Regions from separate parts of the Homo sapiens genome. Here region 1 is linked to region 2. Evidence: read pairs that join two places in POLR2A ChIA-PET (ENCODE). Cell type or tissue: GM12878. All regions are shown on one strand. Links, peaks and the distances in the headings refer to the core of each region. The heading gives the core; the rest is flanking DNA. Region 1 has its middle 190 kb from the start of UBE2E2-DT. Region 2 has its middle 240 kb from the start of UBE2E2-DT.

The links. ChIA-PET counts read pairs that join two places held together with the same protein. Peaks named below come from ENCODE experiments on the same cell type or tissue, not always from the same donor. Only the 100,000 strongest peaks of a DNase experiment are listed, where the experiment ranks them.
Region 1: POLR2A ChIA-PET joins it to region 2 with 7 read pairs; 2 of 35 experiments call an interaction of 5 or more read pairs at or near these places.

The regions. Positions count from the first base shown.
Region 1 is chr3:23,010,410-23,014,812 of GRCh38, forward strand. No RefSeq gene overlaps it. Among named protein-coding and RNA genes, the nearest start is that of UBE2E2-DT, 190 kb to the right of the region's middle. In GM12878, for the core only: no CTCF peak of the experiment used is centred there; no DNase peak of the experiment used is centred there.
Region 2 is chr3:22,957,111-22,961,513 of GRCh38, forward strand. No RefSeq gene overlaps it. Among named protein-coding and RNA genes, the nearest start is that of UBE2E2-DT, 240 kb to the right of the region's middle. RefSeq lists an enhancer at 2,730-2,859. In GM12878, for the core only: a CTCF peak has its summit at 3,456 (motif pointing left); DNase peaks (open chromatin) are centred at 2,701 and 3,433.

The DNA of each region.
Region 1 (4,403 bases), core at 321-4,320, 53 kb after region 2:
ATGATTAGGTCATGAGGGTGGAACCCTGATAAATGGAATCGTCAAAATATATAAGAGATTTCGGAGACCTTCCTTGCTCCTTCAGCCATGTAGGGATGTACTGGGAAGAAGTCTAGGAACCAGGAAATGGGCCCTCCCTAGACACCGAATCCATTAGCAACTTGATCTTGGACTTCTCAGTCTCCAAAACAGAGAAGTAAACGTTTGTTGTTAAAGTCACACAATCTAGGTATTTTTGTTATAGTAGCTAAAACTAAGACACAACATCATTCATCCATTTGCCGTGCATTGTTCATGCATCCCTCTTATTCATGGGTTTACCACCAACTGTTGCCAGATCTGCCTATTAAAATATGATAGAGAAATAGACAGTCTTGAACACTGGTGGTAGGTGGTTTGACCACTTTGGAAAATGGTTTGGCCTTATCTATCAAAGCTGAACACAGCATTCCTTGTGATCCAGCAATTTTGCTCCAGGTATATACCCAAAAGAAATGCATGCACTTGCTTACCAAAATGAAGCTACAAAAGCATTCATAACAACATCACTTCTGTTTTGTTTTTATTACGTGAACATGGCAATTACTATAACTGTCATATGAGTTTGAGATAAGTGGGATAATGGATATATTTATATTTAGAAACACTGATGGAGAATCTGTGAAACAAAATTCTTTACATGCTATGTGATTTAGCTAAATAAAATCATGACTAGAAATGAACCTAAATATTTAAACTTCAGCCCACTGAAAATAATACTGTGTACAGGACTACTGTCTCCCAACCTTACTATTGTGCTGTTTTATTAAAAGAGCTACACGCCAACCAGCTCATAGTCTTTGCATAGCCCTTGGACCTAAGATTTTATTTCATTATGAGCTTAAGGATTACAGTGAGTTTTCCATTTAATAATTAGCTTCACTAATGATTGAATTGTCATCTTAAATTACTGCTAACTGAACCTGAAATCCCCTTCATTAACTTTAAAAATATAAGGCCACAGCTAAATTGAATTAAAAATGTCAGCAGCTAAAATAACAAAGAAGAAAGATATTCACTCCGTGATTTTCAAACCTCCTATTCCACAGAAGATTATTTTAAAGACAGAGAATTTACTCCATATGTTACATGTGCTGAAACAAAAATTTAGAGAACATCCTTAAAGACACTCTTAATCAAATCACAAATTGAGCACCAAGATAAAGAACCTATGAGCATAGAGAAATTATTTCTCAATATTTAAAACAGTATGGTGTAAAGACATTTCTTACTTAAATAAACTAAAACTTCAAGCATATCACAAAAGCTAGTTTTATAAATTTATAAGTAATAGCAAAATAATTAAAATTACTTGAAGATGGCAACTTATCAAAATAAAATTATGATGTACATTGTTCTGGTTTTAAGACTTTGAAAATTAATGTAAACATACCCCCAAAACCAGCAATTCCACTACTCTAAAAAGAAACCTTCACTCAGGAGAGATTAAAACATATTTTCACACAAAGACTTGTACAAGAATATCTAAAGCAACTTTATTTATAATGGCCAAAAGTAGAAATAATTCATATGTCCATCAGATGATGAATAATAAGCAAAATGTGGTACATCCATACAATGGAGTACGATTCAGCAATAAAAAGCAATGAGGTACTGATACATACTAAAATGTGGAGGAACTTCAAAAACATGCTAACTGAAAGGACCTGGGCATGAACAATCATATACTGTATTAATCCATTTATATAAAATGTCTAGAAAAGGCAAATTTGTAGACAGAAAGTAGCTTAGTGGTTGGCTAGGCTAGAGATGGGAATGGAAAATGACTGCTAATGGTCACAGTTTCTTTTTTCTTTTTTTTGGAGACAGTCTCACTCTGTCGCCCAGGCTGGAGTGCAAGTGGTGTGATCTCAGCTCATTGCAACTTCCAACTCCTGGGTTCCAGCGATTCTCCGGCCTCAGCCTCCTGAGTAGCTGGGACTACAGACGTGTGCCACCACGCCCAGCTAATTTTTGTATTTTTAGTAGAGACAGGGTTTTACCATGTTGGTCAGGTTGGTCTCAAACTCCTGACCTCGTGATCTGCCCATCTCAGCCTCCTAAAGTGCTGGGATTACAGACATGAGCCACCGCACCTGGCACATGGTCACAGTTTCTTACTGGTGTGATGGGAATGTTCTAAAATCAGAATGCGGTGATGGCTGCACAATCCTGTAAATATGCTAAAAGTCATTAAATTAGTCACTTAAACTGAGTCAAATTTACAGTGTGTAAATTATGCCTCAATAAAGTCATTTTTAAAAATAAGATTGAATTCTGAAAATCAGCCAGGATATTGCAGATTAGTTGTAGCTTGGCATCAGTGCACATGGTTTCTTTCTGTTTGTCCTCAAAAATTCTAATGTTGAATTATCTGCATTTCCAGAAATTAGATCTCACTATGCAAAAAAAAAAAAAAAAAATACTAAAATACTAAAACGTGTTTTAAAATGTAAATACATTCCATTAGCTAATCTAACCAGGAATCTGGGAATCATATATAAACTAATATAACTTTAAAAAATATATATCCATGGGAAACAGAATTGTTTATAAGGACTTTTCTTAATTTACCTTCTTCTACGCCCTCACAAAGTTCCTTATCCATCCAGGATCCAGAGAAATTTTTTTAAGCCTAGAGCAGATTATATCACTACTGTTGGAAGCTGCCAGCAGTGAGAACAATCTATATCTCACTCTCCCACAGTCTGAAAGGTCCTCAATGCTCTCACCTTTGCCTGCCTCTCTGGACCCACTTCACATCATGTTTCTCATCCCTAAATTTAAACACCAGCCACACTGGCCTTGTTGCTGTCCTTCCAAAAACCCCAAGTTTGTTCCAGCCTCGGAGTCTTTGCACTGGCTCTGCCTTAAAAGGCAATGAAGTATAGTGGTTAAGCGTGCAGACTCTGGCTTCATACTGCCTGGCTTTCTGCCTGTGTTTAAATACCAGCTACGACACTTTCGGTGAGTTACTTAATTCCCCTGTGCCTACTTTCCCCATATGTATCATGGTAATAATAACCATATCTACATCATAGGGTTGTTAGAGGATTACATGAACTAATGTTTGAAAAGTGCTTAGGGCCAGGCGCGGTGGCTCACGCCTGTAATCCCAGCACTTTGGGAGGCCGAGGCAGGCGGATCACCTGAGGTCAGGAGTTCGAGACCAGCCTGGCCAACACAGCAAAACCCTGTCTCTACTAAAAATACAAAAATTAGCCAGGCACGGTAGCGCACACCTGTAATCCCAGCTACTCGGGAGGCTGAGGCAGGAGAATCGCTTAAACCCAGGAGGCAGAGGTTGCAGTGAGCTGAGATCGGACCATTGCACTCCAGCCTGGGCAACAAGAGCAAAACTCCATCTCAAAAAAAAAGAAAAAAAGAAAAAAAAAAAAGAAAACTGCTTAGAAGAGCTTTTATATAAAACTTCTTAAAGTATCTGCCTGAAATGATCTTTCCCCACATCTCTTCAGAAAAGGCCTCCTATCATTCCGAACTCAGTTCAAATGTCCTCACCTTAAGCCCCTCATTAACTAATTCTTAACTCCATGTATTCAATACATAGTTATTAAATGCTTGTTTTGTGCCAGGCACTGTTTTCGGTGCTGAGCAAGTATGAAGAAAACAAGTAAAGATTATTGCTCTCATGGAACTGACTCTCCAGTGCGGTAAGACAGAAGATAAACAATAGTCATACAAATATATCATGTCAGAAGCAATCTGTGCTGGAGAATACAGGAAATGGAGAGCAGAGTGAGTGGGGTGGGGAGTGCAGGAGAGGGGCTGAGAAGGACTAGTCTGCATCATTGCATGGGGTGGCCAGGGACACTGAGAAGTGGCATCTAAGCAAAGAGTTGAAGGAGGCAAAGGAGTTAGTCAGAGGTGATGGTCAGGAATAGTGTTCCATGCATTGATAACGGCCAGAGCAGAGGCCCTGAAGCCAGGCCCGGGAGGCTGGAGTGTGCCCGGCCTGTTTGAGGGCCTCAAGGGGCCATTGGGCTGCAGTGAAGGGACAGAGAAGGAGAAAAGGTTAGTCCTAAAAAAGGGGAGCTGTGCTCAGAGAGGTATGAAGGGCATCGGGTAGATTATACAAGGCGTCCAGGGCCATTTAAACTCTTTGCCTTCTTATCACGGTGATATAGTGGGGGGTGGCAGATAGACACTAAGAGGACACCCAGTTATCCCCACTGACCCACTGAAATTGTGAGATAAAAAAACGTGTGTTGTTTTAAGCCACTACTTGTAGTAATTTATTACCCAGCAAAAGATAATGAAGAGGGAGACAAAAAGGTTTTGAGCAAAGGAGTGAAGTGATCTGATTTGTTTTATAGGGAGTGCTCTGGAAGTGGCATGGAGAATAA
Region 2 (4,403 bases), core at 325-4,324:
ACCTGGCAGAAAAACTGAGTTCCCCAATATACTACATGGGTAGTCCTATCAAGTTCTGCCAATACCAATAACCACCTAAAAGCACAAGGACCATAATCATCAAAGCCACCAATATTAGCCACGTTGCCAGAAATACCTCCAAATGCCACTACTGAGCTTCCAATACCACAAAGCCACTATTATCTAAAACTAGTTATTATAACCAGAGCTATAAAATTGCCAATATCCAAAATATGTACCACTGTTGCTGTCACCCAGAAGCCCATGTCCAATATCAAATATTAGCTATTGTCACAGTAATGCTGTGTAACAAACCAACCTAAAATTAAGCGGCTGTAAACAATAACCATCTATTATTGCTCGTGGTTCTTCAGATTAATCAGACAGTTCCTCTGGTCTGGCCCAGGTTTTTCTGATCTCAGCCAGATGTGTTCATTGGCTGCAGTTAGCAGGTAGGTTAGCTGGGCTCTGGCGTCTATGATGTCCTCATCTAGATAACTGAGTTCTGCCATAAATGATCTCTTACCTTCCAGCAGGCTGGGTCACGCTTGTTCATGTTAAAGGAAGAGGGACACTAGCAAGAGGAGAAGCACAAAGGGCCTTTTGGGATCTAAGGCTTAGAACTGACACATGTAATTTCAGCCACTTTCTGCTGGGCAGAGCAAGTGACAAGATAAGCTCTGATTCAAAGGGGAGGAGGAGATAGACTCCACCTTGTAATAGTTGTCACAAAGTCTCACTGCAAAAGGTATGTGTACATGGATATGTGGAGACTTAGGGCCATGTTTTTAATCAATCTGCCACAGGCACTTTGAATCATAGTGCCACGTATACCTTGACGTATACCTCTTCTTTGATCAGAACTTTAGTCAGTCTCTTCTGAGTCCTCTGCTTAACTAGGCTCTACCTTGGGCTTCCCTATCTGTCCTCATAGAATCCAGTTTGAGCAAGAATCCTGCGTAGTCAGTTTAGTGAAAATCCGCCACCTTTGGTATCTGACCTCCCCTTATCCTTGATGTTTCCTCTTAGTAATTTTCCACTCACTGACCCCATCCTGCTCCTTGATTAAAAATCCCCACTTGTCCTTGCTGGAGAGGGAGTTGAGTTCAATCTCTTCCCCACTGCAAGACCCCATTGCAGTGGTCCCTGTACATATTGCCATGACCCCCTTCCCATCTTTAGCAAGGGTCATGAATTATTTTCTTTAAAAATCTGGACTCTGCTCCCCACTAAGCTGTGGCCTATGAGAAGAATCCATAGTCTATTTCAATTGTAATTGATTTTTTTTCCTAACTCTCAGAAATACAAGAACATTTTTTAATACCACATCCTGACAAAGTGGTCCCTGAGAATGATAAACAATATATATTCAAACATTAACTTCTTTCATCATTTTGCAAATTTTACAGTATGTGATTGTGGCTTTTAGAATAATCATTCCAATAGATAATGTGTCAGCTTTCTTCCTATGAAAGGATCAAATCCGTTTCTTTGGGGAGTCTTCCATGAGTACATTTTTAGAAAGCGAATGTTCATTTTCTTGATAAATAAATATACAACTTTGAAAAAGTTTCCTGGGAAGAAGGAGCAAATGAGCAAGGTTGAATAATTACCAGTCATTACTGAAAAAATCAGAAACTATTTACAAGACACAAATACACAGTGAAACATATTATATGAAGTGAAATAATATAAAACTTGGCAGGAACCCAAGCTTAATGAGTTTTAGGATATGGTTTTAGAAGCACCAGGGATTTTCTGTGAGTACCCACATCAGCATGAGATCTGGTCTTACTGGGAGCTGCTTACCCCTACTCAAAGATGGCCCCAAGAGTGAAGAAGTCAATGCCTCTTTGAAGGCCTTGTATAGAAAGATGGCACATCCTCTTTCAGCTGACAGATAGGATCTCTGGGAGCCTGTCCTATCAGCACCTTCCAAACTGTGATGCTGGTGACTCCATCATTAGATCTCAGCACCAACTGTTGGGGCTGAAGAAGCTGTTCCTCAGACACAAGGTCGCATGCTCACAGGTCAAATAATGCAGATAGCAGTGGAAGATGTTGGCATATTTTGCTTAATATTAATTTTGTTTGTCGAACCATGCCGCTATTAGTCTGTTCTGGTAGTGCTATAGATTTCATTGTGCATCACTTGCTGCCTCTTTTGGGGTAGAGTAGGAATAGCATGTGTATTGTTGGGGAATTAGGAGGCCCTTCAAACCATGAGGAAAAATCACTGAGATGGGAGGCCAATGTTTCAAAACTGTTTCTGTGGCTATTGTTCCAGAGAATCTCTGGACCCAGACACATTCCCAAAGTTTCAATTATAAAGACTCATTCCTTCAACAAATATTTATTGCACACATACTTGGTGCCAGGAATTGTGCTAGGCACTACAGATACTGCAGTGTTTACATAGACAAGGTTTCTGCTCTAATGTACATCAAATATAGAAGCCATGTAATAAACAGGAAACATATAGGTGAACAAAAGAAGTACAGCTTGTGATAAATTCTAAGTAGGAATAAACAGAGAACAAGGATGGAGAAGAATGGCAGAAGGGAAGGCAGGCCAGCCGACATTCAGTACATGTCAGGAAATGACTGTCTAGAGGGTGACACTGAAACTGAATTTCAAAGAATGAGTAGGAGGCAGGCATGCAAGTCTCTGGAAGGACAGAGGAACAGAAGTGGGAAGTCCCTGAGGCCAGAAAAGACCCATTCTAGGGCCTATCAGAAGGCATGTGGCTACCACAGTCAGTCTCTGGGGAGAGAGGCATGAGATGGAGTCCGAAAGGGGTGGTTCTTCCGACCCATGAGCATAGAATGCTTTTCCATGCATTTGTGTCACTTCTGATTTCTCTCAGGAGTGCTTTGTCATTCTCCTTGTGGGGATCTTTCACCTCCTTGGGTACTATGCCCACTACCTGGGCCATAGGATCATTTGTACCCCAAACCTCAGCATCATGCAATATACCCATCTAGCAAACCTGCACATGTACCCCTTGAATCTAAAATAAATGTTGAAGTTTTTTTAAAAAGCAGCAGCAGAAGAAGAAGAGAAAAGAAAAGAAAGGGCTGTGGGAAAGAGATGAGGCAGAGCCTCTTAGGTCCCGGTAGAGAATGCACAGTTTATTCTCAAAATAAAAGGAAGCCATAGGAAGGCTTTTAAACAGGGAGTGGCATTATCTCAAGCATTTTTTAAAGATCCATCTGGTTACTGGGTGAAGAATAGATTACGTCTATATTATCATATTTATGTAAATATACTGATACATACCAGCGTATCAAGATACGCTCCCCAGAGTGATATTAATTTGGGCAAAAGGCCCATAAATCACCTCGCCTCCATATAAGAATAAATATTGTTTTAACGCATTGCCAAAAGCAGCACGCGCCAGAATTTATTAGTTTGTGTTAATTTTTAATTTGATGCTTGAGCTCCTCCTTGTGGCTGCATGGTTGCAAGCTCCTTGGCAATGCCAGTTTCCACATAGCAACTAGGAAGCTTTTCTTTCTCTCTTTCTTTCTTTTTTTTTTTAACTGTCCTTATTAATCAAAAGTGCAAAGCCTAAAATGGGGGCTTGAGGTTTAATTAGTGCATTTGAAAAAATAAGTTGATATGCTATTACAGATGAATACTTATATATAATATATGCACTACATAATACATAGTATGATATGGTTACATTCTCACTGAAACCTGTTGCTGCCTGTAATACTCTTGCCAACATCTGGTAATTATTAGAGTAAGATATAAGGTCTTTGCCTTCCCTCAAAAGTAATTTCATCAAATAAAAGAATGTATTTAACAAATCCACAGCAACTGAACAAAAGGCATGTCTTTACATTTCATCTTCTCAGTAGAAAAATGAGTTAGGACATATTCATCTTCTGTGGAAGAGACAAATATAAATAATTGTTATCTTCATTCGTTCATTGGTTGGTGACTGACAACTTGAATTAGAGAGAAACCCAACCAGTTGGGCATTAGGGAATTTCTAACTGTTGTATCCCTCAGTTAAGAAGAATTACAGCTTTGGAAAATCGCTCTCAGAAGGCACATTTATTCAAAAAAAAAATCTCATTTTCAACCCATTTTGATGTGTAGAAAGCTTTCATGCCATGAGATATTCCATGCATATTATGAGCTAGAAGGGAGAAGAGCCTGTTCAGCTCTGGAGAGAGCTAAGTTGTGTTACCTACAGATAAAGTTAAACCTCTACCACCGTAATTCTATGTATCTTTCTTCTAAGCTCCACTTATTATTCCCAATGTACTTCTAGTGCATTTAGAATTTCCAAGTAGCAGCAGTTGGGCTGGCACCTAATAAAGAATCTGGGAATTTGATGGGGCCAGTCAGACAGAGGTCACCATAGTAGTGATACCTTCCCTTGGACAGGT